3 separate regions of the Mus musculus genome follow, and regions 2 and 3 are each linked to region 1. Evidence: chromatin loops called from intact Hi-C (ENCODE). Cell type or tissue: left cerebral cortex. All regions are shown on one strand. Links, peaks and the distances in the headings refer to the core of each region. The heading gives the core; the rest is flanking DNA.

Region 1 (5,647 bases), core at 448-5,447:
GATTATGGAATGCTGCCTATTTCCAGAAGGATGCTTTCATAAAACTCAGTCTACTCAGAGAACTCTTCATGGGTGGATTTGTATTCCTGAAGCACCAACTAAAATAAGAAATGTTAATTTCTCGCAGACTATTATCAGATGATTTTTAAATATCTGCCAAGCAGGAATGTCTGTTCCCATGTGAGGAATTTCCGTAATAAAATCCTGGCACCGGAGCACAAGGCAATAGTTTTATAGAAACAGAGAAAAACAGCACGCGTTTTCCCGGAGGACAGTTTTAGCTACAATTCACCAACGCTTGCTTCGTTATTTCTGTCTTATTTTATGCTTTTGTTTTGAAACATAATGCAGTTTTACCTGGATACACTCCCGGGCAATCAGGAAATAGCTCACTATGTTGGTTGGTACTGCCAAATACAAGACCTGCGGAAAATCAGAAGGCTTCCTTGCCTGGCTGCTTTCCTCACCCCAAAGGGTGGCAGGGCACAAAATGGGTTAAAGCTTATTGGAGAATAGAGGGGAGGGGAGGGAGCCCCGAGGAGGCCAGGAGCAGCGGGCAGCGGGCAGCGCCTCCAGGTCCAGCTTCCATCACCTGCAGCCGCTGCGGAGCTCAGAAAGCTGCTGGCTGCTGCTGTGCTTTTTGGAGGAGGAAGGATGCTGGGGCAAATTTCTAAGACCGGTGCGAGGAGTGGGCGTGGCCTCGGCAGCAGTGTGTAAGCTTGTTAGGACAGAAGCTGGTTGCTTTTCTGTGAGGAACCAGTACTGAGGGCAGGGGAGAAGGAGGGTGGGGAAGAAAGAGAGAGAGAAAGAGAGAGAGGAGAGGGAGAGAGAGAAGGAAGGAGGAGCAAGGGAGGAGGGAGGAGGGAGAGGAGGAGGAGAGAGCGCGCGCGTGAGAGGAGGGAGGGGGAGGAAAGAGATCCAGAGAGCTAGAGATACTGAAGACCCAGTCAGTGCTGGGTGAAGGACTGAGGAGAACCTGTCTCCAGCGCTCTGAGAGCCACTCGAGATATTTTGGGGAGCTCAAAAATTATGAATATGGGATCTGTCGCTGGAGCTGTTCTCAAGATGTTACTTCTGTTGTCTACTCAAAATTGGAACAGAGTGGAAGCTGGGAATTCATGTAAGTACACAGCAAATGATTTAAAACTTGCAGGGGGGCTCCGCGCAAAACTTTGATTCTGTTGTTTTCACGATTAATCTTTTCAACTGGAATCGCTGCGGGGCTAGGAAAAGCACTACAGGGAAATTGTGCAAATATGATCGGGTTCCTCTTGGTCTGGTCAAAATATGCAATATGTTATTTGGATTTTTTTTTTTTTACTAGCAGAATTTCACTCTCTTTGAATATTCATTGAGAAGACTCAACTTCTAGTAAAACATTAAATTAGCATCTTAATCGGGGGACCAGCCCGGGAACGTCTTCCATTGCGCCTGTCTTGAGGTCATTAAATTTCATTGGGATTATTTGTCTACCAGGAAAACAACCCGCAGACTTGATATTCTGCTGCATTAGCTGAGATTTCTGAAGTTTGCGATTTAGCAGTGGCTGGCTGCATCTCTGAAATGGTGCAGGCTAATAGCTGAGACATACTGCAGACTTCGCGGGCAGGGGCAGGCAGAACTGGTGGAGGCACAGCTCAGCACTGGAGAGCTGTGTCCTCAGGCAGAAGAGCACTCCTGGATGGGTACCCATCCCTACATCTCCCTTAAAGGGAAATGTGCAGGTGACTTCCCCCTCCCCCACCACCCGCTTAAGTAGTGTTCTCTAGTGGTTGAATTTTCAACTTCATGTATTTGTGATTGATTGTCTTAGTGCTGAGTTCATTGATTCGAGGAACATTTGTTATGGTCTCGTTGCTTAATTTAAATATCATCCAAAATACCCTGGCCCAACTCTTTCGTCAGCTTGCCATTGGAAATAGGAAAAGTTTTAAAAGTTTATATTTGGTTTAGATTCTTTAGATAGAAGAATTTCCTCTTTTTATGTATGATAAAAACAGCCAAGCAAACACACAACTTTCTATTTCTTTCTCTGCTTTACAAGAAAGGGTTATAAGTCCTGCTCAGGAATGGATGGGACCTGCCTTACTGACAGCTTTAGGTTTGAGAGACAAGACATTGGTAACTCTCTTTGCCATAGACCCTCTTTTGCCTTAACTGTAGAGTCCTCACGAGGGAAAGGCACAGGGAACTCACTGCCACGAGCTCGTGTCCACCCACTGATGATTTTTCAGGAGCTCATTTAATGTCAGAATTTACCTGCCACTCTGCAAAGGCAAAGGAGAGAACTTCACTCCTAGGCTGGACTGTGCTTCCCATTCAATTTCAAATCGAATGTGTGGGAATCCCATTAAATCAGTAAAATATGTATAGTTTCACCTAGCCAAAATCTTAGAGGGTCCTGTGGGTGATGGCCTTGACAAGCGCTGTAGCAAATAAACAAACAAGGATGATACACAGCAGACCTGAACCCACCTACCCGCTCAGTTGAAGTTCTGTGGCAAAGGTGTAATTCCTTCTGCAGCTGCAGGGGTTCATCAGAGAGGGAGCACTAGAGGTCACTGTTGCGATGCGAAGCACACAAGCTCTTCCCTTGAGTTGGGCAGAGCTTCATGCTGGCCTAACCCAGTTTGTCTTCCCTATGCCTTGCCTGCACATCTTTTTGCAGTTTATTAATATGAATAATTGGGCTGTGAGCTGCGGATGTTTGTTTGCTCGCTTGCAATGTGGTACAGAGTGTCACCGGAAGATCCATATTAAAAGGCTTCCCTTCCTCGTTCATCTCAGCCAGGGAAAAAGTGAGCAGCTGAGATTTGAGGAGAAGCCAGTGCTCATGTCTGCTTAGCTCTGCCTGGGCCTCCCACGGGTGCCGTTTCAACCTTGGATCTGTATCCATCGGGGTTCGATTTCTCTATGAAGTCATTGGATAAATGTGGAGAGCCTAGAACTGAAGTGAACAAGAACACTTAAACATTAAACTTGGAATTCTTAGTTAGCAGACCTATTTAAGAGTTAACTTTTCTTCAAGTGTCCAAATTTATAATTCAATGGCTTCCGAAAATTAAGGTGACTTTTAGTTAATTTCTTATTGGCATTTTGACAATGTGACATGCAAACGTAGAACAAAAGATTTCATTTCCTAATTTTTACATTATTCCTCACTCTTTACATTTTGGAGGAGTCAAGGTTCACTTGTTGCTGGGTTGGGATAGAAAAATGTATGCTACCATGGTATCAGTTTTGGAAGACGGAGCAATGTATTATGAGTTTATGAACAGGGGTGCGCGTTAACCAAAGGGCAGGCAACTGGAATCAGCACAAGCATTTCAAAGTTGCCTTATGAGACTTCCCCAAACTCTCCTGAACCAGATTGTTTATTAATAAGAAGTGAATCAATCTCAAATCCCACAAGTAAAGTCGGGGGAACTGCATATAAGCAAAAGAAAATTAAAGACCTGCCTCTCAGGTGAATGTAAACACCTTTCTTCTTTATTTACAAGTGACTCACAAGGAGAAAAATCTGTCATCCACTGAGTTGGCCTTTGGGTAACAATAAGAACATTTGCCTAGGGGACTCTGTAAACCTGGGATTAGGTGAACTCTAATTTGAATATTAATTGATCTACTTAATCATCTGAGAAATTTGCATTAGAAAGATTCCATGCAAATACAGCCACCCTCTCTCCTCCCCACTCTTACATATGCATGGGGGTGCATGCACACACGTGCATGCACACACACACACACTTATGTGTAAGTACACATTACTAATTCATGTGCCAGTAACACTCTATGACTCTAGTTAGTACCTATATATTTAAAAAGAAATATATTGAGTGGGTTATATTCTTTGTTTCTGGTGTTCCATATGACATTTCAAAGTTGGAAACCAGCCCTAAGATTTTAGCCTATGTCCAGGTCGAGATAAGTTTGTTATTACATTGAGTCATCCTTCTGTGCAAACACAGTGGCAGGCATCCTTGCTCATGGGCTTGCTGTTTGAGAGGCTGTGCTCCTGCATCTCTCTGGTTTCTTCACTTCCTTCTAAGACAGAGGTACTAGAACAAGGGAAAGATGATTTATTTATTCTACACTTGTTCTTAAGAAGCTACAAATTCTAAATGCCAAGATAGTTTTGGGAGGCTGACTGGCCCTATAAGAAGGGTGGGGTATAACTAGTAAGCCTGGGGAGGGTTTTGTTTTGGTTTCATTCTTAGGGATCACATGACAGAAGACACGCTGAACCTCTCTCTGAGAATAATTAATGCCCACCAAGTAGCTCACTAATGACTGAGTTAGAAGTCAGCTTCTGACTGCGTTCTTTCTTTCCTTTAGTTGAAATCAGGGCTATGTCTGCTATCTACTTCAAAGGAAGTACCAAGAATATGATATAATCAGTAATAGAGAAAAATAGCTGCCCTTGTAGAAAGCCATTTTTACCAATTCTCGGGTACAACCCAGATACAACTGGACAGATCCTCAAGTGCCTAAAATTCAGTGTCATGGTTCTTTCTGAAAGCTTCTTTTTGTAATCTTCCCTCCTCCAGATATTCTGTAGTAAAATAATGAAATAACTACAATGTAATAACAAAATACTGATGGATATGATCCATGACACCATGTGTCAATGGCTGGCCCTTGGAAGTGCAGGTCAGTGGGCTGTCTGACTCACTCCTAGTATCATCTACTGTTATCCACTTGACGCCTTCTCTCCACTCATTGCGTCTGCTCTGGATAATTTCTGATCCTTTTGCACATGGTTAACATAGCTTATGAGCCAACATGGAGGCCAAACATGACTTCTACATGATTCCTAGTCCTTAATTAAAGTAATAAATATCATTATAATCTCCTGAAATTAGTCTGGGAATTCATGTCACATTAAAACAATAAAAGACCATCAGTAGACTTTTTTTTCTTCAATAAAAATAGATCAGTGGAATTGCATGTGGTCATTGGAAAGGGGTTGTAATATTTACTCAGGTGTTGGCAGAATATGGCCCATGGGACACATCTGCCCTTACACCTGTCTTTATGTGGACTATGAACTAACAGTGGGTTTGCATCTTTACCTGAAAAAAAAAAAAAACAAATTTAAGTGATTTTTTTTTGTGGCAGAAAATGACAGTGTGAAATTTGAATTTTTGTCACCTGTCTCACTTATGCAACAGCATGAGCAAGATTTGTATTTACATATTATTATATTTTGAATTTGATTGGTAAGATTTTGTTAGAATTGTCTTTATTCTTGCTTTATAAGTATCTATGTAATATTCTGTATTGTCTATCTGCCCCTTTGTAAAAAAAACCCAAAAAACAAAACAAAAAACCTCCATTGACCTCTGATGTGTGATGTATGGTGCAATGATGAACTATAGGTGTGCATAGATTATATTAATTGATTAAAAATGTTCTTATGTCATTAATTACACACATACTGAAGGAGCTGTTCACCCGACTGGCAAGTATATCAGGAGATCATATTTTCCCTGTTTGTTTCTCCTAGATGACTATTTTTGAGAAATCTCATTTCTACAACTATGCAATACCTCCATTTTATTAGTAAATGTCTACAGCACTTTTGGTGGCTAAGGGGGCATTTTTAATCTCGAGTAATTCGATTAGTATGCAGTGCTTAATAAATATG
Region 2 (5,647 bases), core at 282-5,281, 160 kb after region 1:
CCCTGCTCTAAAATCTTTTGCTGTGTGGAACAGCTGGAGCTGGGAACAAGTGTTCAACTGTGTGAGCCTGTGGGAGACATTCTATGCTTCAACCACAGTAGCAAACACTTGAAATGCACGCTCCAGGCAGCTTTCACCTGTGAGGTGGGAAAATCAACTTCCTGAAGTTCTGAAGAACACCCAAAGGACTCTGACTATAAACTGAACGCGGATGGAAGAGATATTGTTCGCGTAATACATTATTTTGAAGGAGTATAGAGAAGGGAGAAATGTAATTAAAATATGGCCTCAAAAATAAACAAAAGGAAAAAAGAGAGAAAAAGAGACATTCAAGCTCACTCGTTTCTTGCTGGCAACTGGATCCCAGTATTTACAAGCTGAGGCAGGGGGATGCTGAGTTTGAAGGCAGCCTTGGCTACACAGTGAGTCTTTGTCCTTCTCAAAGAACAAAACAAAACCAACAAAAAATCTTTGTGTTTTTTTTTTTATGAATTTTGATGGTATGTAAAAAAACATTTTTTTCCCTAACAGATTGAAGACTGTCTTGTAGGGACAGCCGGTGCATTTAAAACTTGACAGTAGGCCTTGAAATTTTCATTTACAAGGTATTGCAGGATCAGTCTTGCACCCCATAGACGCTCTGAAAACTTTCTCTGAGAGCATTGAGTCAAAAAAAGCTGAATCTTGGTTATTCGAGGATTTCACAAAGGTAAACAGGTTGGGCAGCAGAAAGCAAAGACTGTCAGACTGCTTTAGCTGTGAGGGAGGGTAACATTACATTTTTCCAAATGACTTTGCAGTGGAAAGATGCTTTAAGGTCTCTGAGAGTTCCTGAAGGATGCTTCTGCCAGTCACAGCACAGCCTGCACTTCTTGTAGTAACGTCTTAATTATTTTTTTTAAATGATTACTAAAAAAAGAATGCCAGCTTATTTAAAAATCTCACGTTCTATAGTCCTGGGCTTCACAATTCTGCAAGAGAGAACTGCTAAAATTTTTACTGTGCCAGGGAAGGTATTTGTATTACTTATGCAAATTATATATATATTTTACACTTGCACTTTATGTTTAAAAATTTAAATAACCTATAAGTCAGTCATGTTAAAAAATAAAAATCAGACATTGCTGTCCGCATGCATTCCCAGGCCATCTGCCATTCTGTTATCACTGTCAATGTGAGAATCTTTTCCTCCCCGTCCCTTAAGCTGAGATCCTCACAGTACATCTATCTGAATGTGTGAAATTCTATTAATTTTAGGGGAAAAAGTGATATCTTTTGGAAGGTCATTTAATTAATCATCCACCTGTTCACTTGGCAAGGGATTATAATTACAGATTACATTAGTCCGCCAGTGGCACCCAGGAAATGGAATCACAAATATGTGATAAACTGATAGATAGTGTCACTTTAGAATCCAGTATCCAGAGACCAGGATCTCAGCTATACTCGCACACTAGCTTGTTAAGAGGAAAACACATAAGCATGTGTGCACACATATACATGTGTTTGTATATGTGCCTAAGGTCAACATAACATGAATATACGGGCATGCATACACATACCAATGTCTAGGGTCTCCATGACACATAGAAGATGTGTTCGCATATGTACATACATCAATGCCTGGAGTCATCATAACAGATACACATACATGTGTTCACATGCATACACACACCAATGCCTAGGGTCTGTGTGACACATGCATATATGTGTATATGAGAGTGTGAGTGTGAACGCACACACATATCTGTGCTTGGGGGCTGTACAACTGAAAGTTTTAACATGTAGTTCAAGTTGGAAAATGGTACCTTACCTTACCCCTCCTAAAAGAAAAATTCGACCACATGGACATGCAAATTTCAGGTGTTAGACTGAGGAGTCTTAGTTCCTGGGAACCCTCTGAGTGAACCATATGGAGCCAGGGATCAATGCAAAAGCAAGGGGAATTTATTGTTCCAGTGTGTTGGGGTCGTCTTGCACCTGAAGGAGAGGTGGTGACCCCAGGCAGCCCGTTCAGCCAGTTTGTATACAGTTTTCAGGGGTAGAATAGAGCAACAGCCACTAAACACAATGTGGTTGGCAGAACGGTGTGACTTTTAAACTGATTGGTCCTTAGGGAGTGAAATAGCAAGGGCTTTCCTTATCTGTGGGTCCCCCCTGTGGTCTTTCTGAGGAGTATAATAAGCCTCTCCCTTCTGGAGGAGAGGGGTGCCTTGCGGAATTTTCCGAAGGTCCTGAGATGACTTTTCATAGGCAGGATCTCATGATTTCCTCAGAAATGGAAACCACTAAGGTAGGTGGGGAGTGGGGGTGGATGAGTGGGGGTGGGGGCGTTTACTAGTGTGATAATCTTTCCTAATCCTTAGTAAAGTGTTTTGACCGCGGAAATAGGAAATATGGTGGGACTTTTTAAAAGGGCTGATGGTCAGAGTCTAAGGACTCTAGCCAGCCTCCAACTACAGTGAAATCCCTGCTTGGTTCAAGGTGGGCCCAGCTGCAGCCCAGGCAGGTGCTCAGCAGAACTGCAGTAGTAAGCGGGCAGTGATAAGGAAAAGTGCATGAGGAACATTCCTGGGGAACAAGTATGTCTGAGACACACTAGATCATTCCCTGTCCTAAGAGACATAGCGCATGGTTCTCGTCAGCCTGTGCTCCAAGAGGCCTCGCAATTGAGAAGCGTGCTGAACTTTGTTTAAATTTTCTTTTTAAGCCTTGTCTTCCTTAAACATAAATGCCCGAGGATCTTGCTGAGACGAAGCAGGGATTTCACTGTAGCTGGAGGCTGGCTAGGGTCCATGCTTGTAGTGGAACGCCCCCTCTAGCAGGGTAAGATAAATAAGCCTGGAAAAAGAGTAAACAGAAAAGGACCCTTCCTCCTGCAGAGGGTGAGAAACTCAAAGAAAGGAGAACTGGAAGATCTGATGTGGGAGCCCAGACTTTACCTTAGAAGATGTGAGCAAGAATGAGGCCTTCTCAGGCGGAGGCGGTATGGATAGCCCAAACAGGAAGTGACTGTACACGGTTGCCTTCTGTGCAAATGCCTTCATCAGGACTGAGTCATGCCTTTTCAAGGAGATTCAGTGGGGCTACATTCCAGCTGTGGTTGTTACACTTGATGAAGTCTTTGGGTTTTGACCGCAAGCAGCGGGAAGGGGTCCTGCACTCCTCCTTTCCAAATCTTACTGGCTGGTCACCAGGGAAACCATTGAGAGTCTGGGTATGAATGGGGCCGGGACGCAAGAATGAAAGGTCCAAGACCAGGCTTTGATGACAATTCTGATGAGACCATGCTTTGTGGAACTGGGTGGTCATAGTAGAGACGGTAAACCAGGCTGTATCAGTTGCTTTTCTGACTGTTGTGACTGTACACCCATCAGCAAGTAAGTGAGGGGAAGAGGTTATTTTTGGTTTATGATTTGAGGCTAAGTCCAGCATGGCGGGGGGGGGGGGGGGGGGGTAACCATAGCAGCCAGAGCCTCGGTCCGGAAGCAGAGTTTGGTTTCTCCACTTCACACTTCTATTCATGGGATGGTCCCAAACCCATCTGGGGGTATCACCCACTGACACTGATGGTCAGTCTTTCTTTGTGGAAAACCTTCTCACAGATGCGCACCTAAGTTAGTTTCTTAGCTGGTTCCAAGTACAGTCGAGTAGCAGATGAGGATTAGCTATTACGGGTGCCAGATTTCAGATTTAATTTGCAGGTGGAAATGTACAGTTGTGGAGATCCTTGTGGGGTGCCAGCCTGAAAAACCGGGGGAATGGGATGCTGATGAAACAGAAGAAACGAATTGATCACTCACGGAATCAACGGGAGTTGATTTCAAAACACGCAACTTTTTTTTATTTTTTTATGTTTTTAAAGAATGTGTTAGAAAATATTTTGGTACATAAGAGTACTGACTGGTAATACTGGAATCTGCTGTCTGCCTCTTAGCCTTCTTAGCTGGTCCCTTATTGATTAACTTTAAGGAGACCCAGCATAATGAGTCTGCATATTTCCTATGCCATTCCTACATATAGAAATCGTGACAGTGTAAACAAAAATAAGGAGGAAGAAGAGTTGGAGGAGGGGGTGGAGAAGAAATAAGGGTGAAATATGGGTGATGGGAACAGCTTCTCTATCATACTGATTTCGTCATATGTGAAGTCCCATGATGTGGCAGATAAACATGGCTCCGGGCTGGAGGTATGACTTAAGATGTCCCACCTCTGGTTTCCGACACCCACAGGGACTCTTACAATGGGAATTCCAGTTTCAGAGGATCTGGTGCCCTCTTCTGCCCTCCCCAGGCACCAGACATGTACATGGTTTGTGAACATTCATGCAGACACTCCTAAAATAAAAATAAATAGATCTTTAAATGTGTTTCAAGTAGCTAGGGTGCTGAGTTCTATGAATATTGGAGGCAAGCTATACATCAGCGAATGTGCCCTAATACTGCGTAAGGAACACAGGCTTACTCAGTGTGATGGTTTTGCAGACGCCAGAGATTTTTTTTTTGCACCTTCCTGACCTTTAATTTCCTCATCTGCAAATTGACTGTGCTGGCTTAGCATCATTCCAAAGGTCTCTCTCGTTTTCCAGAGCCAGAGCCTGTAAGTCTAATCACGGGTCTTTCCAAATTCTCATTGCTTCCAGTATCCCTTTACGGCAATGGACAAGACTGAGGCAGTGTGCTGATGAAGCTTAGCAGCACTTATAGAGTGTGGCTCCTACTTGGGGGGGAGGCTTTTGTTTATGCTAATGAGGGAGCCGAGAAAGAGCAATAGCCGAAACAGGTGAGCAGTTTCTTTGCTGAATCAGGTAATAGTTTTTCAATACTGAGAGATTATTTCCTCGGCTTCTGCACACTGTTTGCAGTGCTGGCAGCCACTGGCGCGGGGGCACTTTTACGTTTAATCCGTGTTTTGCTGAAGCAATTTTTATTGAGGGTATTCTAGTCGAAAGCCGCTCTAATAGGTGTGATTGCAATTTAATACAAAGTGTGACTTCTTTTAATACAAAGAAACGGAGGTAACAGTCACTTTGTGCATGGAGAGACAAAACAGTTCATCTGATTTCCTTAAAGGAAGTGACAGTTTTCACAGGGCAGGGGTCGGGGGTCGGGGGCGGGGACCGGGGGTGGGGGCAGAAGGAAAGGCCATCTTTGCACACAGACATTCTTCCCAGGTGACGCTGACAACCTCCAGATAGAGATCCTTCTTTTCCTTTTCTTCCAGGGATTTTCTGGGAACGCGAACGCAGACAGCGTTGTGTACTATAGACTCCAGCCTTCAATCAAAGCCAGGTTCCTACGCTTCATTCCTCTAGAATGGAACCCCAAGGGCAGAATCGGGATGCGCATTGAGGTGTTCGGGTGTGCATACCGTAAGTGTTTTGTTTACCAAACGTGTTGAAATAGACATCAAAGGAGGTGCTTGAAAAGCCAGACTGTACAACGGAAGTCAACTTTGTAGGTATGAAGAAAGACATGAGACAGGAATGACTCCAGTGGAAGGCCGTTCTCGTGACCACATCTGCTAATATTTATTGGAGTGTTCGACTTTTACATTTTAATTCAGGGATGAAGCACGTGTGCTTTCTCTTCTTTCATTGTGTGTGTGTGTGTACGTTACAAAGCTATCATTACTAAATAGTCTGAGT
Region 3 (5,647 bases), core at 282-5,281, 1.1 Mb after region 1:
GGATCATGTAGGAGATGGACAAGCCATTCTTTGGAGGTGCAGTGCGCTCAGAAGACACTGAGTGAAATCCCCGCCCCCAGAGTCCTTTGAGACTAGTCTTTTGAAGAGAGGCTGTATCATATGAAAGTCATTCACTGGAATCTGGTAGAGATGCCCAGAAGGGCTTCCTGTTATCCTTTTTTTTTTTTCTTTTCAGAGAAAGACTGAAGAGTGTAGCTTAGTGGTAGGGTATCTGATCTGCATGGACAAAGGCCTGGGCTCAATCCCCCAATACCACGTAAACAAACCTACCTCCATCACCAAAATACCTCACCACATTTCTACAGAACTTAAAGTCTAGCCCAGCACGTCAAATTTTCATTTGTGGCTGAACACTGGACGGGATTTTGAGAACTTCAGCTGACCTGCGTATACAACAAATATATGCAGAGAGAACCATGGGCAGGGACTCAATGTAGAGTTCTTGGGTGAGAACTCCAGTTCTCCCATCTCCAGTTCTATCTCTCATGGAAGCCAGCCATTCTCCAACCTGCATTGTTAGGAGAGATGCTGGGGCACTTCAGTAGACTTTCAGGTTTCTGCCTGGAGCTGCTTTCTCTTACTTTCAGTCAAGAGCCCTAACCATCATATCAAGTTTTAGGGAAGGAACTGGCAAGGCACACTTTCCTAGGCCCAGAAGTCTTAACACACTGTAATGAGAACAAAGCTGGTCCCAAGGATGCTTGTCGATAGTGTGAAGCTCTTAAAAAGTGAGCCATGACACCAGAGACACACAGCAGTTGAGAAGAACTGGAGCCCTGCTTTGGAACAGTAATGAGTTGGTCCTGAGCATCAGCTAGCTGGCTTGGGTGATGTAACTACTCCACCCACTGCACTAGAGTGAGACATGGAACCTGGAGCCAGCAGGAGTGCCTGGGCTCAAATATTCTGTTCACACTATTGCCACATGATTTCCTAACAAATTAACCTTAGGGTCACCTTGACTCAGGGCAGACCAATCATATTCACTCTTCCAAGGAGCATAGTTAACGAGATTTTAGCACATGCTTCATGCGGTCAAGAGAGCAATTACTATTCATCTGAATTCGTAACATCTCAATGTTACTAACACCAGGCTAATTCCATGTATTGTAAACAAATGAAAATAGAAATGTATAATTTTTCTAACTACGTGATCTTGGGCAAGTATTTGATCTCTGAGTACCAGAGTGCTTCCCAAGTAAAATCATATAAAATGCTATGCTGTGGGACTGTTGCAAAACAAACACATTGAAGATTTGTCTCTTTTAAAACTTATGCTGAATTTTAAGTGCCATTGTAACAGGATTTAGAGGGTAGGAATCAAGGACCCACCATCTAAAATGGACTAATGCCATTATACATGGAGTAGGCTCATTATTGTGGGGAAGGAGTCATTATATATTTAATTTTAAAATGATATAAAATTGTACTTATTTGTGGTGAACTATATGATGTCTTGATATACATATGCATTGGGTGATAGCCAAATAATGGTAAGTGCACTGGTTAGTTTACTTGACACAAATTGGAATCACCCAGCAAGAAGAAACTCTAATGAAGAATTGCCTCCATTAGATGACTGGCCTGTGGGCAAGTCTGTGAGGCATTTTCTTAACTAATGATTTATGTGTGTGGGGGGTCCAGCCCACTGTGGGTGGTGCCACCCTGGACAGAGAGTCCTGGGTTGTAAAAGAAAGCAGGCTGAGGCAGCCATGGAAAGTAAGCTAATAAACAAGGTTCTTCCGTGGTTTTGACTTCAAGCTTCTGTCTTGGCTTCTCTGGATGATGTGATCCAACCTGTAATGCAAACAAACCCTTCCTCCCCAATATGGCTTTCGCTCAGAAAGTTCTATCACAGCAAGAGAGATGGATGCTAGGACAATAAATAAATCTACCTTTCCTTCCTTCCTTCCTTCCTTCCTTCCTTCCTTCCTTCCTTCCTTCCTTTCTTCCTCCTTCCTTCCTTCCTTCCTTCCTTCCTTCCTTCCTTCCTTCTTTCTTTCTTCCTTTCTTTCTTTCGCTTGTTATTATTTTTATTTACCTGTGTAATCCCACATAAGTGTGGGTGGAAGTGAGGCCAGAAGGAGGTGCCAGGAGCCCCAGACCTGGAATTGCCTGTCATTTGTAGCACATTCTGCTGTTAGCGATTTAACATGGGTCCTCTACAGGTGCTCTTCACCACCAAGCTGTATCATCAGTCACCCTGTCTTCCTCCTTAATGTTTATTGGTTCTGCCTACTACAGTGTTCTGAACAAATACCAGCTCCCATTACTTCTGAACCGTAAATAGCGCCTTATTTCCGCAGATTTCAGATAGGTGAACTCTCCCTTGTGCAAAATTATCCCCTGTATATCTATCTCTCTAGCCATCTGAGACTCACCACTTTGGGTTGTCAATCTTTGCTATAGGAAGAACATTCTCCTAACGAGTCTGAGAAAGCATAGTCAAGCCTTTTGAAAATGAGTTTTCAGAGTAGATTATGTTCTCTTAGTGAGTCTTAATCGTGAGAGAAACAAGAGTCTTAGATGGTTTCAGATTTGGATTCTTGTCATGGAAGTGAGAACCTAAGCTCTTGAAGACAATTCACTGGTGTTTTCCTGGTATTTACTGGACAGTGAGTTGAGTTTGGAAGGTCTCTATCATGTGGATTTTGTGCCATCTACTGGTCATTCTTGCAAAAAACAACGATGCTGACGGTGATCTACTGTTCCCTCTCCTTGGATCCCACTGGTTTCTAGGCATCTTACCCACTTACACATTCTAAGGTGGTGATTCTCAACCTTCCTGATGCTGTGCCCATTTAATACAGTCCCTCATCTTGTGGTGACCCCCCCCAACATAAAATTATCTCATTGCTTCTTCAAAACTGTAATTTTGCTACTGTAATGAATTACAATATAAATATCTGATGTGCAGGATGGGCTTAGGTGACCCCTGTAAAAAGGGGCTGTGACCCACAGGTTGAGAACCATTGTTCTAAGGAATGTCTTTAAGACCTCTAATATTGGAACAAGAGCAAAAGGTTTCCAGTGAGGTCCAAGCCTGGGACAGGGAGTGAGGGACTGAGTGTCCGTAGGTCCATCCATCACTTTATCTTTCCTTCACACTAGCGAGTGCAAGGCTATCTAGCTATCTATCCTTCCTTTGTTTAAAAAAATCAATTTATAATATTGTAATATGTCTAGAGACCTCTAATCATGTTATCCTTCAATCCTATTGATCACTGGTTTTATCATTTAAGCACACATTTTAGTAACTATGCTGACCTTTTCAAAGAAAGAACGATTTCTACATTGTCTCTTTTGACTGTATGTCTTCCCTCTCACTGAATTGCATCTTTATTGTCGTCTTATTTCTACTGCAGGTCTAGCTTCCTCTCATTCCCTATCATCTTAAGGCTCCCGTGTAGATCATTGGTTATGAGTGTCTCTTCTCATACCCGTGTGAATATATAAAGTTGCACATTTCCCTGTGAGCACTCGTGATTTACAGTCTCCGCAGTTGCTCATTCTTCCTGTTTTCATGAAGCTGAAGATACTCCTGAATATCCCATGGATTTAATATTTGAGTCATAATGTGTTCATATGATGAGTACTGACCTAATTCCTACTCTTGGAAGAATTCTCCAATCTCTGCTAACAATAGCCACAATTTCTGTTGTAATCAAACAATTTTCTCTGAAAGATTTAGCTTCTAAAGGGGCATTAACTTTTTTTTTTTAATTTTTTGGTCCAGCATGCGCATTTGGAAAAAAATCCACTCTGTTGTAATTGAGCAGAATTTTTTTAATAAATATCAATTCATTTGCCAGCTGTTGATCATATCTTCTGTAACCTTATTTATTTATTTAGATATTAGATATTTAGATTTAAATATTTATCTATTTTTTTTTTTGCCATCAGTTTCGGCCATTTTTAGTGAGCACAGAATGTTGAAATCATCACCTAACCTCATGAGCTATTTTCCCTTTGAGTTTTTGTCAATTTGACAGTTAGGTACTTTGAAGTTTTGTCTTTGAGTATCTAAATATTCAGGGATGTTATGTCTCCTGGCTGATGACACCTCCTTGATCTTGGAGCCCGGAGGGATGGGTCTCACGAGGTAGAATGCTTGCCCAGAATACATGAAGCCTTGGGTTCGCACCACAGCATGACACAAACCTGGTGTTAAGGGCACATCAGTTATTTCAAGTACTGGGGAAACAGAGGCGGGAAGCAGAGTAATCCTTGCCACTTGGTGAGTGAGAAGCCAGCCCGGGGTACCCGAAACCCTGTATCCAAAACAGAAATCCTCGACCTTTATGTCATTATGTCGTCGTCGTCGTTGTTGTTATTTTAACTCTATTTTCTCTGATAATAATATAGTAACACTCAGAGACACAAACTGCGAGGCTTCAAGCAGTCTCAAAGACCAATGTACAGAAAGACCTAAAAAACGGACCTGGACGTCCAGAACAGGGATATTCACACCCTCATTCTAAACCTAAAGGCAATGGCAGGTGCTGGAGCAGCACTGTAATCTACTCTGACTTGGGTTTAGGGCCAGATAGAGGGTGAGGGAGGAGGATCGCGAGTTTAAGGCCAGCCTGGGTTATTAGGAGCCTGTGACTCAAAACCAAAATGAACAACACTTAGTTTGGAGCGACTTCTGGCCGCCTAGATACACCTATCCCCGCTCCACAGCCTTAAGGAAGAGAGCATCTAGGTGCTTCTGTTCACAAGATTCCTCACTGCTGTTGCTGCCCCTGGCCCATCATACATAGTAGCCAATGGTGATACCCGGAGGTAGGTGCGGCAGAATTCTCAGCCAACCAGAACGCAGCGGTCCCTGACAACCACACCCCCCACTCCGCTATTGGATTAGGCTGCCGATCTGGTTGGCTCGGCCCACAGAACCTCTCCTTGCTAGTGGGGTGCGCTCGTGTTGCCCGCACACACTAGCCCTAAGCAGCTTGCTTTTGTTTCCGTAAGCTCCCCTCGCAGGCTGGCGGAGTCCAGAATCCCAAGAGTCAGTCCCACCAGCAGAGCCCGCCTCTTGCTTCAGCATCCGAGTCCCATAGGCTGACTGGGCTGCGGGCGACGTTCCGATTGGAAAGAGAGCTGTCCGTCAAGCATACGCTCCGCCCTGCCCCTATAATTGAATAAAAGAGCGTGAAGTTGTCTCAATACTGGGGACGCGAGTTCATTGGTTCGGCATTCTCTCATTCCAGCAAAGACCGGAACAGGAGTGAGGTTTCGGTTAGAAACAGGGAGATGTCAGTCAAGGGATGAGCAGTGGCTTTCGCCAATTAGCGCACACTATCTGCGGAGGCTCCACCAGAATGGGGCGGGACATAAGGGAGAGCCTACTCTTGATTGGGTGAGAGGGACTAGGTCCCGCCCCCTCGACCTAGTAGATTTCCAGGCCGCGCCCCCTTCAGCCGGTAGCCCTTGGTACGCGAAGTGGGCCGGTCTGGCCCCACTTCACAGCCGATCCTGGCTGCGTCCGGTGGAAGGACGCGCAGATTCCACAGAGTTCCGGGAGAGTCCCGCGCTATCCTTACGGTGAGGGAACGCAGCGTGTGGCTGCCATTGGCACTCCGGGGAGTCAATACGGCCGTGAAACCGGAAGTGTCCCGGGGAGGCG

The links. Hi-C counts contacts between places; a loop is a spot of excess contacts. Peaks named below come from ENCODE experiments on the same cell type or tissue, not always from the same donor. Only the 100,000 strongest peaks of a DNase experiment are listed, where the experiment ranks them.
Region 2: it touches region 1 in a loop (2.3-fold over the local background); 2 of 42 quality-filtered maps call a loop at or near these places.
Region 3: a loop joins it to region 1, with 4 times the contacts of the local background. A loop is called at or near these places in 3 of 42 quality-filtered maps.

The regions. Positions count from the first base shown.
Region 1 is chr8:112,569,106-112,574,752 of GRCm38, forward strand. It overlaps Cntnap4 (contactin associated protein-like 4), which reads left to right and starts at 938. Exons shown (of 24, transcript NM_130457.2): 1 at 938-1,120. The coding sequence starts at 1,030. Gm26994 (predicted gene, 26994) reads right to left here and starts at 470. Exons shown (of 6, transcript NR_132433.1): 1 at 358-470. In left cerebral cortex, for the core only: a CTCF peak has its summit at 2,551 (motif pointing right); DNase peaks (open chromatin) are centred at 788, 1,541, 2,131 and 2,577; H3K4me3 peaks cover 2,620 bases; H3K27ac peaks cover 1,036 bases.
Region 2 is chr8:112,728,190-112,733,836 of GRCm38, forward strand. It overlaps Cntnap4 (contactin associated protein-like 4), which reads left to right. Exons shown (of 24, transcript NM_130457.2): 4 at 5,224-5,371. Among named protein-coding and RNA genes, the nearest start is that of Cntnap4, 160 kb to the left of the region's middle. In left cerebral cortex, for the core only: no CTCF peak of the experiment used is centred there; a DNase peak (open chromatin) is centred at 3,004.
Region 3 is chr8:113,630,144-113,635,790 of GRCm38, forward strand. It overlaps a transcript of Mon1b not described here. Among named protein-coding and RNA genes, the nearest start is that of Mon1b, 2.8 kb to the right of the region's middle. In left cerebral cortex, for the core only: a CTCF peak has its summit at 2,686 (motif pointing left); DNase peaks (open chromatin) are centred at 2,693, 4,279, 4,885 and 5,192; H3K4me3 peaks cover 1,006 bases; H3K27ac peaks cover 1,091 bases.